Regions from separate parts of the Homo sapiens genome. Here regions 1 and 2 are each linked to region 3. The links are chromatin contacts, found by Hi-C or POLR2A ChIA-PET in ENCODE. All regions are on one chromosome and are shown on one strand. The core of a region is the stretch at or near the end of the contact, and the rest is flanking DNA. Distances in the headings are between cores, read along the strand shown.

Region 1 (4,757 bases), core at 831-3,330, 1.1 Mb before region 3:
TGGCTTCCAATCTCATTGTCACACCCACCAGGAGGGAGACAGATACACTGCTCTCCTCTTCTTAGCAGGCCTAGTAACAATCACACCCCGCCCCCCACCCCCAGGAGAACAAGCTACAGAGACCTGGACAGGAAGTCACACCCATACGTCAACCCCATTAACCTGGTGTAGACGGAAAGGAAGGCACATAGGGATGATCCATACTTGGTTTCTGGCCCCCGCGAGGGGCTCGCGGTCTGTCGAGGAAGCCCATAGACAACAGAAGCTAATGGGGTTTGTGAATGAAGACGAGGAGGCCCGTGTGTGTGTGCGCTTGCGTGTGTCTGCGTGTGTGCGTGCATGCGGACGTGTGTGCGTGTGAGCATGCGTGTGTGCGAGTGGATTTGTGTGCGTGTGAGTGTGCAGGTGTGCGCGTGTGTGCATGTGCGCGTGCATGTGTGTGCGTGTGTTCGTGTGAGTGGGTGTGTGTATTGCCGTGAGCAATTGCTGGAATAAAAGAAGAAAGAGTTTAACTGGAGAGGGCACAGCAGATAGAATTGAGCCAGACAATTGGTAGGGCCCACAATCACATGTGTATTAACTGTAAATATTTATTGGGCATTTACCATGTGCTGGGCACTGTTCTAAGAGCCATATGCACATTAACTAACTCCTGTGTTATAGATGCGGAATAGAGAGAAGTGACTTGTCCAGGGTAACACAGTTAGGTGTGGCACAACTGGGATTTTACCTAAGCAGCTTGGCTCAAAAAAATGCTGTCTTAACCATGCTCCTAACCCCTTATACCCTTAACCTCTGGACATGGTCACGCCCAAATTCACAGACACAACAGCCACACCTTGAAACACACACACACACACAACAGCAGCACAAATTTTGACATGGTCTTATCTGCTGACAAGCCAGCCTCAAATAAAGTCAACAAAGACACACTCATTTTATTTAAGTAATGTACATTTTATTTAAGTCATGTGATGGATTTTCACAGAATACATATGCCCAGGGAACCAGCACCAGATTACACAACAGAACTGGATCAGCTCCCAGAAGCTCTCCCCTCGTCCCCTCCCAACCCTAAGGGCGATCACTATCTTGACTTTGGTGCACTATAAATTAGTTTTGTCTGGTTCTGAACGTAATACACCTGGAACCATCTAGTATGTACTGTTGCATTTGGCTTCTGTCACTCAAGATTTCATCATGCGACTTGTCTATGTTGCTGTGTGTAGCCGGGCATGTCAATCCCGTTGCTGTGTCTATGTGCATGGTAGTGAGTAGGGCATCATTCATTTTCCATTCTGTTGATGGGTTATTTCCAGTTTGGGGCTGTTATGAAAGGGCTCTGAACATTCCCATGCACCCTCTTGATGCTCACACCTACACATTTCTGCTGGGTGTTGACAGCCTAGGAGTGGAACTGCTGGATCACAGAGGTGGCATATGTTCGGCTTCATTAGAAAACTGCCAGTTTTCCAAAATGTCTCTACCAATTTACACTCCCCCAGAAATACAAGAGAGGTCCAGTCGCTCTACTTTCTCGCCTCCACACGGTGCGGTCTTTTTCACTTTAGCCATTCTGGTGGTGGAGACCCACTCGTATTCGCAGCGCCTGGAGCGTAATTGGCACTCAGTTAACAAGACTGTTGAATGAATGGATGACTGAGTAAGTTGGGCGGTGTAGACCAACAGCCTGGCGAGGGCGGACACACGCACGCACTCCACACACAGCGTTTCGCGGACACCCACCGCGGCTCACGCAGCGCAGGACACAGACCCTGTCGCGCACCCCGCGCCCACGTGGTCTGAACACACGGCCTCGGCCCTGCCTCGCGCGTCCGGTCGCAACTCCCGCTCTCCGTCCCCAACTCGCGCGTCCGTCCCCAACTCCCGCTCTCGGCGGCGGGCAGGGGGCGCTGAGCGTCCAGGCGCTCCAAGGGGGCGGGCCCGGGTCGGGGCGGGGCCGGCCGGGCTTCCAGGCCTGGGCTCTGGCCGCCCGCGCCACCGGGCCGCTCCGGGGACAGGCCGGGGCGGGGCGCGGCGGCAGGAAACGGGGCGGGGACTTGCGGAGGCGTTGGGGACGAGAGAGGGCGCGGCCAACTCCAGGGGGGACGGCAGGCCGAGAGCGCGGCGCCCGGGCCTGGCGCGGAGCCTGAGCCCGCCGGACGGGAGGCGGCCCCGCCGCGGGCTCGGCCCCGGCCCCAGCCCCGCCAGCATGGCCGGCCGGACTGTACGGGCCGAGACCCGGAGCCGGGCCAAGGATGACATCAAGAAGGTGATGGCGACCATCGAGAAGGTCCGGAGATGGTGAGCGCTGCTCGGGGGCCAGGGACGGGACACAGCGGGACCACCAGCACCAAAGGCGTCTACGCTGCCCTCGCCAGCTCTGGGCCCCGGGTGTTCGGTGTATCTCCACCCACTAGCTTTGCCCTGGATCCACAGGGCTCTGTCCCCGTTCGCCTGGCTACTCCTGGGGGTCTACAAAGCGTGATCCCCAGCCGTGTCCTCCCAGAGCGGGAGCCCCCTCTTGTGCCCCGCCCCCTAAAGCTTTGACACCCCTCCTGCAGGTGCGCCCCAGGATCTGCAGGGCTCTGATCCCGGGCCAGGCCCATAGCCACGCCCCCCATGTGTGCCCCAGGGGTCCGCAGAGCCAGGGCCCCAAATCATATCCTCTCTCTAGAGGCACCCACCGCCTATGCCCTGGGGTTTGCAGGACTCTCTTCCTCCATGTAACTATGCCCCATTAGCAAAACTGTTGCTATCCTCCTGTGCCTCCTCAACCTCTGCAGGTACCCCCAGATGTGTCCAGCTCCTAGGGGGGTGGGTCTCCCCTCAGGCCTCTCTGACCCAGCCCCCCACCCTCCCACAGGGAGAAGCGATGGGTGACTGTGGGCGACACTTCCCTTCGTATCTTCAAGTGGGTGCCAGTGGTGGATCCCCAGGAGGAGGTGAGCAACCCCCATTCCCACAAGGCCCTGCATCTGTGCAACCTCAGGCAAGTTCCTCCCCACGCTGACCTCTACCTCCAGCTCCCCGAGACCTCAGATGCAGCAGGACAGACGGGAACCATCATTAGCAGCTCCTCCCCTTTTGCCCTCTTTTCTGCTCCACACCCCCTGAGTTTGAGCCCTTTTGCTTCTCAGTGCCTCAGTTTCCTTAGGTGTATGGTGGGGCTTTCCAAGAGCTCTGACCCTAATCCTCTAACCCCCAGGAGCGAAGGCGGGCAGGTGGCGGGGCAGAGAGATCCCGTGGCCGGGAACGTCGGGGCAGGGGCGCCAGTCCCCGAGGGGGTGGCCCTCTCATCCTGCTGGATCTTAATGGTAGGTAGGGATCCTGAAACGCGGGGGGCTGTGGGGACTGAAGGAGTGTACTAGGGATCTCAGGCCAACCATCTCGGCTCTTGCTCCCGCAGATGAGAACAGCAACCAGAGTTTCCATTCGGAAGGTTCCCTGCAAAAGGGCACAGAGCCCAGTCCTGGGGGCACCCCCCAGCCCAGCCGCCCTGTGTCACCTGCCGGACCCCCAGAAGGGGTCCCTGAGGAGGCTCAGCCCCCACGGCTGGGCCAAGAGAGAGGTAGGACCAGGTACCTCCCAGGAGCTCTCTCCTCTAAGTCCTGTCTTCTCCAGAGTCTAACCTACCAGCTCATCCCTATACCTGCTCCCCGTCTTGTGCACCCTCCTCAAGGCGCCTTCCGACTCCTGCAGAATCTCCCTGTAGCTACAGTCTCATTCCTCTGGTCTCTTAGAATCTATACAGACATATCACTGTCTGAGATTTTCATGTAAATTAATTTTTTACTAGTTTATCTTTCTCCTCACTCTCATGTCAGTTTCCTGAATGTTGGGCCCATATTGATCCTTTTTTTTTTTTTTTTTTTTTTTTTTTTTTGAGAAAGGGTCTCGCTCTGTCACCCAGGCTGGAGTAGTATAGTGGTGTGATCATAGCTCACTGCAGCCTTGAACTTCCTGGGCTCAAGCGATCCTCCCGCCTCAGCCTCCCAAGTAGCTGGGACCACAGGCATATGCCACCACACCTGGCTAATTTTTGTATTTTTTGTAGAGATAAGGTTTCACCATGTTGCCCAGGCTGGTCTCAAACTCACTTGCTCAAGCAGTCCTCCACCTTCAGCCTCCCAAAGTGCTGGGATTACGGGTGTGAGCCATCACACCCACACCCGGCCCTCCCCCCCCTTTTTTTTAGAGACAAGGTCTCTGTCACCCACGCTGGAGTACTCTGGTGCAATCATAGCTCACTGCAGCCTCAAACTCCTGGGCTCAAGGGATCCTCTGGCCCCAGCCTCCCAAATAGCTGGGACTCAGGTGTGTGCCACCATGCCCAGCCAATTCTTAAATTTTTTGTAGAGGTAGGGTCTCGCTATGTTGCCAAGGTTGGTTTTGAACTCGTGGCCTGAAATGATCCTCCTGTCTCAGCCTCCCAAGGTGCTGGGATTATAGGCGTGAGTCACTGTGCCTGGCCCTATGTGATCTTGTTCACTACTGTATCCTCAGAATAATATGGGACACATAGTAGGTGCTCAGTAAATATCTGTTGAGTGAATAAATAATAGTGATAGTCATAGGGGTGATTAACAATAATAGGAATAACAACAGCTAGTATTTATTGAGCTCTTACTGTGTGCTAGGTGCCCTGGTAAACACTTTACGTGGTTGGGTTTTTTTCTTTTCTCTTTTTCTTTTCTTTGAGAGAGTTTCGCTCTTGCCAAGGCTGGAGTGCGACGGCACAATCTTGGCTCACTGCA
Region 2 (4,806 bases), core at 619-3,118, 1.1 Mb before region 3:
CCATCCCCACACCGGAGCTCCTTGGAAAGGCCAGGCACTCCTTGTCCGTGGTGTTAGCTTGGAGAGATCCCAACTCTTCCCCTGTTATCCGAGTGTAGAATATCCCAGGCTCTCCCCAACCTCAATCTGGGGTAAACTGCCCAGATTCACCTCCCAGATACCCAGAGATTCCTAGACGGAAGCTCCGGACTTTTCCTCCCCCCCGCCCCACCAACCTTTTCATCCACAGCAGCCATCCAATCTCTCTTCCCCTCAACCCAGTTATCCTCACCAGATCCAGCGAGATCCTTGCCCCCAAGTCCCTAACGATCTCCTCTGCCCACTAACTCCCCAGAGCTCTGACAGCCCTGGAGATGCTTCTTCAGAGACCCTTCTCAGCCCAAGATCTCAGCCCCTCTTGTTCCCCACAGGGTTCCCTCCTCCAGGACACCCTCCTCTTGGATCCCTCAGGTCCACCTGGGCAATCTCCCAAATTCCTTGGGATTCTAGAATCCAGCCTGACATCTTCCCAGAACTGAGGATGGGCTCAGTCCTAGGACCCCCAGCTTCCCGGGCTGCTTTCATCCCTAATCATCTAGAATCCCTTGGGCTCCCCCTCCCATGGAAACCAGATCCTCCAAGATCCCATGTGGAATTAGAAGCCTGGAGGGTCTCTTCCCAGTCAGTCTTACCCCAGATTCCCCCTTTCCGGGGACTTTCATACCCATCCATGGGGCTAAGGGGCCCTCCAGCGCTCCAGGGGAGGGGCCTGGAGGGCGGCGACTGCAGGCGGGGGTGGGGGCTTTCAAGGGGAAGCAGGGTCTAGGAAGGAGGGCCAGTTCCCCAGGGTGGAGAGGTCATAGGAAGGAGGGCTGGAGATGAGTTTGGAGTAGAGAGAGGGTGAGGCTGGGGGCGGGGAAGGTAGAGAGAGGCCGGGCTGAGGATGAATGGGAGTGGGCGCTGCCCAGGTCTGGGGGTGAGGAGGAGCCGCATGAACCCACCTCACACGTGTCCCGGGAGCCATCTCTCCCTTCTCGGCAGCTCCCGGCGGGTCGGCGGCCATCGGCGGCGGGGGGGCCGGGCGGCGCGGGGCGCGGAACGCTCAGAACGCCGGGGTCCACGGCCCCCCGAGGGCGCTCGGCCCCTCCCTCCGGCGGAGGCCGGGACGGCGGCGAGTGGAGATGGGGGGCGCCGGGGGCGAGGCCCTCCCACGGGCTGCGGCGCGGCCCTTCCAGGGGGAGGTCCTGCTCTGGGAGGCTCAGTCCCTCAGCCCCCCCAGGCCAACGGGGGCTCCTTGGGCGCAGGGTGCTCAGCTTCTGCCCGGGGCCCACTCAGTCCCGGGTCCGAGTCCCAGCTCCCCTCCCCCCACCCCGCCCCGCCTCTCCCCAGCGCCCCTGGCCCTTTAACTGGCCCCTTCCCGGACCCCACTGCCCAGGGGTCCAGTGCCAGGCCTGGGCCCCCCCCACCGTTTCCGGGGTTCAAGCCCGCCCACCGCCGGTTCCCGGGGAGGGGGGGGTCGCTGTAACCTGCCCCCCTCCCCTGGGCCCGCCCCTGGACTGCGACCCCCTGCCCTACGGCTGCGAGGCGAGCGGAGGGGGAGGTGAAGGAAGCTGCTCCGGCCCCGCCCCCCCCAGCCCGCGCGCACCCCCGACCTCTCCCCCTCCCCCAAGCGCGCGACCCTCGGGAGATAGGGATTTAAATAAAATTTGAATAAATCCCCCTCCTCAAGCGGGAGGGTGGAAGGAAAGGATAGAGGGGGAGAGGGAAAGGGGAAGGGGGCAGTTGGGGTGTCTCAGCCCCCCTGGTCCCCCAGCCCCGCGCTGCTACGGCCCGGGGCCCTGGCCGCCTCTCTCATCCCTCCTCAGCTCCTTCCTCCTTCCTCCTCTCTTCCCCCCTCCCCTCCCCTCCCTCCTCCTTCCCTCCTCCTCCTCCTCCTCCCCCTCTTTACTCCCTCCTTCTCCCAGAGGAACCCCGCCCCCTTCCCCCTCCTTCCTCCACCACCTCCACTTTCCAGGACGAACGCACGCAGGGCTCGACGGGAGTTGTAGTCCTGCGGCCACTGATGCTACGGGGGAACAATAGGACGCTGGGGACAGCGGGAACTACAAACAGGACGGCGGAGGGCGTGCCCAGCCGGGAGCCGAGGATGCCGGGAGTTAGAGTCCCGTTGCCCCGAGGCTCCCAGTTGCAGAACATCGAGAAGGAGAGGGAACGATGACTACAAACAAGATGGCCTTCTCCCCCGACCCGACCTCCTTCCCAGGCACTCACACGCCCTCCTGTCCACAACCCTCCGCGTGTGTGGTACCTGACGGGAGTCGCAGTCCATCTGCTGCCTTCCCGCTGCCATTTCTACTCGTCAGGAACAATGGAAAGGTGAAAAGGAAAGAGGACTACAAGCAAGATGGCGGAAGAGGGACATACACCTGACTAGTAGTCGATCTTACGAGGTGCGATGGGATTAGTAGTTTTATAGCCTTCCAGTGTTCCTTAAGAATGGCGGAACCAGGAGGACGAGGAGACTACCGTAAAGATGGCAGGCTACCTAGCCTCTCCCGGTCTCCGCTTTCCACCACCTTGGGCACCTCGCCCGCCTGTGGTCTCGAAATCCCCCCCACCAGTGGCGCACGGCCTGACGGGAGTTGCAGTCTCCCGGCTCCCGTCTATCATCTCAAGTCGAGACAATGGAAGGGGATGGGGCGGGGCCACCGGCAAAGATGGCGGCTGCAGGGCCGGGGCGACTGCGACATGGGATGTGTAGTCCAGGCGTCTGGCCTCTTCCCTGCGGAAATGAGGGAGAGGACTACGAAAAAGATGGCGACCTCGCCCCTCGACCTCTGCGCCGGTGCCTGCTGGGAAATGTAGTTCCTTGCCGAGTCCAACAGAGAAAGGACGTCGCTGTTGAAATGTGAATCCCGGCGGACACGCCAAATTGCGAGGCGACGGAAACGGAAAGACTCTTTTCTCCTCTCTCCGCCACCGGCTTCTGAACAGCCTGGCGGGAAATGTAGTCCCAAGCTTTCACTCGCGAGTGGAGGGGAAGGATTTATGTCACCAGTGGGGATCAGTGCGGGTGGGGGAGAAAAACGTCGGGCGATCCGGGAATAAAGAATGTCCGCCTCTCCATGGGGCGAGGACTTCGCGTTTCAGGGGAGGGCCCTTAAAGGAAGGCAGCAGGAATCAGTCTTGTCGAACAGGGGGGCGTGGTTCTCGTCGAGAGTGCATTCACACTCTTGTTCCCTAGAAAGCCTGGGCACCTCCCACTCGATTCCTGCTCCTCAGACCTCCGGGAATCAGTGTCTTACAAGACGTGCGGGCTCCGGGGAAAAGGACCTGGAGTCACAGCGAATCCCCGCCCCGCCCCGGGAAGCCACCAAACCTTGCTTTTTCTCATCTGCAAAATGGGGACAATGGGGATAATGATCCCCACCTCGAAGCACAGTTGTGAGTGTTAAACAAGCCAATGTTCTTGTCACCAAAGTGCCCAACTCTGGCACGGGGCACGCGGTGGTAGATCCCTTTCTAAGGTCCCTTCCAGCCCAGCCGTTCTGGGAGCCCAGGAATCCATGATGCCGGACAGAGTTCGCTCCTGTGAGAAGAAAACTGACCCGCAGGCTCCTCCCAGATTGAACCGACCCCCGCCCCTCCTCATCGGGGTCCTCCAGCGTCTGTTACCGAGCACTGCTCCCAGGGGGCGCTCAATCTCCATTCGACTGAGGTACTACAAACACGATTTCCGCAACCTGGAGTTGGAGGCATTGCAGGCTGTCCAGCCTCATCCCCTGCCTGATATCCAGTCAGCCTTGGAGGCCTCTGCCTAGACACTTCAACTGCCTATGCAAATGGAACGGCTTCTCATCTTTCTGCCGTTTTTTGGTTTTTTTTGTGTGTGTTTTAAGGTCTTGCTCTGTCACTTGGGTTGGAGTGCAGTTGCAGGATCATAGTTTGCTGCAGCCTCGACCTCCTGGGCTTAAGCGATCCTCCTCCCTCAGCCTTGTGAATACCTGGGACTTCAGGCACGCGCCACTACACCCAGCTAATTTTTAAACTATAATTTTTTTTTGTTCAGACGAAGTCTCGCTATGTTGCCCAGGCTGGTCTCGAACTCCTGGCCACAAGTGTGCCTCCCGCCTTGGCCTCCCTAAGTGTTGGGATTATAGGTGTGAGCCAGCAGCCATACCCCTCTTCTCAATCTTCCTTCTCCCCTGGAAAACCTGCTCACTTCTGACCCCAAGACAGCCCCCTCCCCTTCCCTCTGTCTTCTGTGTTTGGCAGACCAGCCCCAGCGAGGACTTGTTGGTTGTGGTTTTTCTATCAGGGAAGTCAATGGCTGGCCAGTGTAGTGTGAAGTCCCAGCTTGGCAGAGACTTGCCCAAGGCTGGATAGGAGGCTTCTTTGCCGCTCAGGCTTTATCAGTCAGGAAATCCTTAGCCCTCCCTAGAGGATTGGCTGTCCCCTCTATCCTCACTGCTTGAATTTGGTGTTGCATGATTGATTTCTACCCTGTTCCCTCTGCTTGAGGGCTATCCTCCCCATGCCCATCTCACTTCTCCACCAAGTTCACTGTTCATCATTTACAGGTCTCTATTTATGTATTTATTATTTATTTTTCTACTTTCCCACTTTTCTAAAAGGTCTCTATTTAAATGCCACTGTCAATCCCAGCACTTTGGGAGGCCTAGGCGGGCGGATCATGAAGTCAAGAGTTCGAGACCAGCAATGGCCAGTATGGTGAAACCCTGTCTCTCCTAAAAATACAAAAATTAGCCGGGCATGGTGGAATGTGCCTGTAATCCCACCTACTCGAGAGGCTGAGGCAGCAGAATT
Region 3 (4,653 bases), core at 2,078-4,577:
CTTGGGGAGCTGGTTAAACATGCAGGTCCCCAGGCCTCTGTCTTGGAGGACCTGAGGTTCAGGGTTGGACCTCAGAGAGGGTGAGAAGCAAAGATCTTGATTGACAGGAAGGCACAGGTAATGTGAAGAACAGGGAGGAACATACTGGGCAGGGGAATGGCAAGGGTAGAGGCCCCAGGACAAGAACAGAGTTCTGTTCAAAGAAGAGTGCAGGCCGGGCATGGTGGTTCACGCTTGTAATGCCAGCACTTTGGGAGGCTGAGGTGGGCAACTCACGAGGTCAGGAGTTTGAGACCAGCCTGGCCAACACAAAAAATTAGCTGGGCGTGGTGGTGGGCGCCTGTAATCCCAGCTACTTGGGAGGCTGAGGCAGAAGAATCGCTTGAACCCGGGAGGTGGAGGTTGCAATGAGCCAAGATCGCACTACTGCACTCCAGCCTCGGTGACACAGCTACACTCCGTCTCCCCTACTCGCCAAAAACAAAAACAAAAAAAAGAGTGCAGAGAACTGGAGGTGGCGGGAAAAGCGCTTGGATTCTCCTTTGACATGCTCTTCCCTGGCAAGATGGAATCCCTTGGAAAATTTTAAGTGGAAAAGTGACACGATTTATGGCTGAGTGCAGCAGCTCACGCCTGTAATTCCAGCACTTTGGGAAGCTGAGGCAGGCACTTTGGGAAGCTTTAGGTCAGGAGTTCAAGACCAGCCTCGCCAACATGGCGAAACCCCCTCTCTACTAGAAAATACAAAAATTAGCTAGGCGTGGTGACGTGTCCTTGTAATCCCAGCTACTCAGGAGACTGAGGTAGGAGAATCGCTTCAACCCAGGAGGTGGAGATTGCAGTGAGCCAAGATCATGCCACTGCACTCCAGCCTGAGCAAGAGAAAGACTTCGTCTCAAAGAAAAAAAAAGTGATATGATTTATGTTTTAAAAGGTTCATCTGAATTGCAGAAGCTGGAAGCAGAGAGCCCAGTTAGGAGCTACTACAACTATCCAGGCAAGAAAGACAGTGGCTTGGATGGGGATGTGGTATTGAAAGTGGAGACTAGCAGAGGTACTTGGAAATGTACATCTTATAGCTACCAAGACTTGCTGCTGGTGTGAATGTTCAGGTAAAAGAGAGAGAAATCAAGAATGGCTCTAGGCTGGGTGCAGTGACTCATGCCTGTAATCTCAGCACTTTGAGAACCGAGGCGGATGGATCACTTGAGCTCAAGAGTTCGAGACCAACCAGTCTGGGCAACACAGCAAGACTCTGTCTCTCCACCCCTCAAAAAAAAGAAAAAAGGAAAGGCATGACTCTGAGGGTAAATTCTAGGAAGGCATGTGGGGTGGGAAATGGGGCCAGCGGTGTGATTAAAGAATGTACATGGTAGTAGAGGGATGCAGATCTAGATAATATTGAAAGGCCAGGACTTGGACTTCTGGGAATGGGAAACATGATAGAATTATCTGTAATTTTCCAGAATCAATGACTAGTTGTTTTTTTAAAAAAAGAATTATCTGTAATTGTGTTTTTTGAGACGGAGTCTCACTCTCTCGCCCAGGCTGGAGTGCAGTGGTGTGATCTCAGGTCACTGCAACCTCCACCTCCCAGGCTCAAGCGATTCTCCTGCCTCAGCCTCCTGAGTAGCTGGGACTACAGGTGCCCGCCACTATGCCCGGCTAATTTTTTGTATTATAATTGTCTCTTAAAGGAAGACAAGGGGCCAGGCGCATTGGCTCATGCCTGCAATCCTAGCACTTTGGGAGGCTGAGGTGGGCGGATCACAAGGTCAGGAATTCAAGACCAGCCTGGCCAACATGGTGAAAGCCTGTCTCTACTAAAAATACAAAAATTGGCCCAGAGTGGTGGCATGCGTCTGTAATCCCAGCTACTTGGGAGGCTGAGGCAGGAGAATTGCTTGAACCCAGGAGGCGGAGGTTGCAGTGAGTTGAGATCGTGCCATTGCACTCCAGCCTGGGGGACAAGGGCAAGACTCCATCTCAAAAAAAAAAAAAAAAAAAAAAGGAAGACAAGGTAGTAATCTAAGTCATAAAGATGGTGCTACTGGGTGAATACTCTCTCCTGCAGCTGTAAGTTGTGTGGGAGCTGAGGCAGCAAGCAAAGGCCTCTAGGGGAGCCGATCTTGGGTAACTGAGCCGAGGCCCTTCACCTCCCCCAACTGTTTCCTCTTCGTTTGTACCTGGGGTGCGTCTCCGGTCAATCAGGGAGTCCTTTGGTGTCACTGGCTCATCATCAAAATCAAATTCCGTGGGCATGTGTGGTCTGGGACAGGTGAACATAGTTAAGGGTGAGGGCGGTCCTCCCTCCCACCCACACGTGTGCTTCTCCCCTGCCCGTTCCTCCTCCCCCGCTGGCTTCCCTCCCTCCACTTTCAAAGGTTCCAGCGTCCCACATTTTCCCCTCCCTATTTCCTCCCGCCATCAGGGGAGCAGCCCCGGGACAAGGTGTAAGGGTGTGCCTTTACTTTTCCTCTTCCTCTTCTTTGGCCTCCGGCTCCTCATCGGATCTCTCCTCTTCGCTCTGGGCCTCCGGCGTGGGAGGCCGGCGGGGCAGGATCTCGGCTTGCAGCTCCAGAGTACCGTGGGCAGCCAGCAGTTCATAGAGCCGCTGGATTTCGGAGGGCGGGGGCATCCAGGGCTGCCCATCCGCAGGCAGCTCCACCTCCTCGTCGCTGCAGGGCACGCACCAGTCCTCGGAGTCCTCCTCGGCAGGCTCTTCTCCCCCAGCGCTGGGGACTTCTCCCTGCGCCTCCTCGCCCCCGGACCCCTCACGCTCGGTCTCCTCTCGGCCTCCTTCCCCCTCGTCCTCGGCCTTACCGGCCGAGGCAGAGGGGCCTCCGGTATCCTCCACGGCCAGAGCCTGGAGGCCGGAGGTCACTTCCCCTTCTTCAGACAGAGGCGCCGCCGTACTGGCCGCAGTGTCTCCATGGCCCCGAGCAAGGGACATAGGCCACTAGGGCAGGGACCCTGCGACGACAGATACTGGAGTCCGAAGCCAGGGTCCCCCAGGGATCGGGCTCCCCTGGGGGTTCGGGACCGTTTCCAGCCAATCACGCTCCCGCAGGGGACTCCGCGGCCAGACCGCCCGTCCCCGGGAGGGGGCGCTCAGTCCCCACCAAGGACCCCGCCCCGGAGATCGAGGTTCGGTACTCCGAGGCTCCCGGGCCCCGCAGAAACCACTTTCCGAAAGAGGGAAAGGGGGAGGAGAGGGACGGGCCACTCTTCTCGCTTCCACGACGCCCCTCTCCACACCCGGACACGGCGCCTTCTCCCCAGACCTTTCAGTTGTGGGCCACGTCAAGTCAGATGCCGTACGCACCTGGAGCTAAGACCCGCCTCCCAGGCTGCGCAGGGTCACGCTACGCAGGCGCACAGAAATGGCGCGGGAGGCTCCGCTCTAGGCAAGGCTACTTGGAAGAGGAAAGCGAGGGAAGGCTTGCACATGCGCGAGTAAGCGCACAGGCTTCAGCCCACAGTAAAGATGGCCACCGGGAAGTCGCATGCGTATACCACCCAGTAAGGTTCTGCCAGAAAGGCAGCACCGCCGGGCCGGCGGGACGAACGCAGGAACCAACCGAGATTGGAGGCGAGTCTCATGCAGTCTCCGTTTATTGGTGTTTCAGACTCATGCAGCATCCGGCATACAAAAAGGGAGAAATCAGTTTGATAATAGCCTTTTTTTTTTTTTTTTAAGAATTTTAGTTTTTTTCTTCCCCCAGACTTTTTTTTTTTTTTTTTTTTTTTTTTTAAGGAAAAAAACCCCCGCCAAATCCGAACCGCGTTGTAGCTCGGTCCCCGCCTCCTCAGCGGGCTGTCGCGTGCAACAAACCTCCCCCATCATCTTAGAAAATAATTATAGAGCGCGGCGCCCCGCCCTCGCTCCTGCCAGTGGGCGCTTTGGTCCTATTTTTTGGATTATTTCATTACGAAGCACGTGAATGAATCTAGCCCCCACACCTTCAAGAAAGAAACTCGCGGACTGGGGTTGAAAAGCCCAGGTGGGCGGGTCAACTCCAGCTGACCTGGAAGGGTCAGCGCCGCGTCCCTCCCTTCTCCCCTGCGTGCGTTCGGAACCAGTACTCGCCACCCTCACCCGAGTCCCCATACGAGGCCCGGCTTGCCAACTCTGCGACCTGCCAGGCACCCTTGGGTGTCCGACCCTGGGTGGTCCCAGCAGAGAACAGTCCGAGCCTGGGGTTGGGGAGCCCTCTCCCAACACTGCTCCCTGCCCCCAAGCCTCGTCTAAGTGCTGTCAATTTTGCAGAGTAAACGGTGACGGGAGGTTGGAGAAGAGGATGCTTAAGGGAGATGAGGAGGCAGGAAGAGGAAGGGGGCGGGACGTGGAGAGGAAAGGGGAGATGATAAAGAAGGGAAGGAAGAGAGGACTGAGGGTTGAGAGATGCCAAGACAATGAAAGTTGGGAGGAGGCGGCCAGGGTGGAGGTCCAGAGAATTTGGGGGGCTGGAAGAAGTGCAGGGAGGCCAGGAGAGATGCAGGGAGGCTGAGAGCGCAGAGTTGGGGAGGTGTTCAGGGAGGTTTCCAGAGTGCAGGGAGGTTTCCAGAAGTGCAGGGATAGGGGGCCAAGAGGCCGGAGGGGATGCAGGCATTAGTGCAGGGAGGTTGGAACCAGTGCAGGGATGAGGCAGG

What was found. Hi-C counts contacts between places; a loop is a spot of excess contacts on that map. ChIA-PET counts read pairs that join two places held with the same protein, here RNA polymerase II (POLR2A). Pooled maps may share reads with other maps.
Region 1: a loop to region 3 is called in a pooled map, with 3 times the contacts of the local background. The contact joins the promoter of BCL7C here to the promoter of PAGR1 in region 3. A Hi-C loop is called at or near these places in 1 of 168 maps with a recorded cell type or tissue (Right ventricle myocardium inferior) and 5 of 50 pooled maps. POLR2A ChIA-PET finds 5 or more read pairs at or near these places in 1 of 52 experiments (HEK293T).
Region 2: a pooled map shows a loop between it and region 3 (11-fold over the local background). The contact joins the promoter of FBXL19 here to the promoter of PAGR1 in region 3. A Hi-C loop is called at or near these places in 3 of 168 maps with a recorded cell type or tissue (CD8-positive, alpha-beta T cell, Right ventricle myocardium superior and naive thymus-derived CD4-positive, alpha-beta T cell) and 12 of 50 pooled maps. POLR2A ChIA-PET finds 5 or more read pairs at or near these places in 1 of 52 experiments (MCF 10A).

The regions. Positions count from the first base shown.
Region 1 is chr16:30,891,400-30,896,156 of GRCh38, reverse strand. It overlaps BCL7C (BAF chromatin remodeling complex subunit BCL7C), which reads left to right and starts at 2,080. Exons shown (of 6, transcript NM_004765.4): 1 at 2,080-2,304; 2 at 2,867-2,945; 3 at 3,209-3,317; 4 at 3,410-3,571. The coding sequence starts at 2,213. MIR762HG (MIR762 host gene) reads right to left here. Exons shown (of 3, transcript NR_110942.1): 3 at 937-1,609. MIR762 (microRNA 762) reads right to left here and starts at 2,254; the gene lies at 2,172-2,254. It also overlaps a transcript of CTF1 not described here. RefSeq lists enhancers at 1-373, 374-879, 2,623-2,952, 2,491-3,123 and a silencer at 1,763-2,242.
Region 2 is chr16:30,920,634-30,925,439 of GRCh38, reverse strand. FBXL19 (F-box and leucine rich repeat protein 19) reads right to left here and starts at 1,868. Exons shown (of 11, transcript NM_001382779.1): 1 at 981-1,868. It overlaps FBXL19-AS1 (FBXL19 antisense RNA 1), which reads left to right and starts at 2,171. Exons shown (of 1, transcript NR_024348.1): 1 at 2,171-4,806. RefSeq lists enhancers at 1,950-2,109, 2,150-2,239, 1,862-2,829, 2,270-3,089, 2,830-3,798.
Region 3 is chr16:29,814,826-29,819,478 of GRCh38, reverse strand. PAGR1 (PAXIP1 associated glutamate rich protein 1) reads right to left here and starts at 3,327. Exons shown (of 3, transcript NM_024516.4): 1 at 2,472-3,327; 2 at 2,187-2,269. The coding sequence starts at 2,953. PRRT2 (proline rich transmembrane protein 2) reads right to left here. Exons shown (of 4, transcript NM_145239.3): 4 at 3,598-4,653. All of the region lies in intron 2 of MVP-DT (MVP divergent transcript), which reads left to right. RefSeq lists a silencer at 3,016-3,185 and enhancers at 3,376-3,625, 3,876-4,095, 3,988-4,617.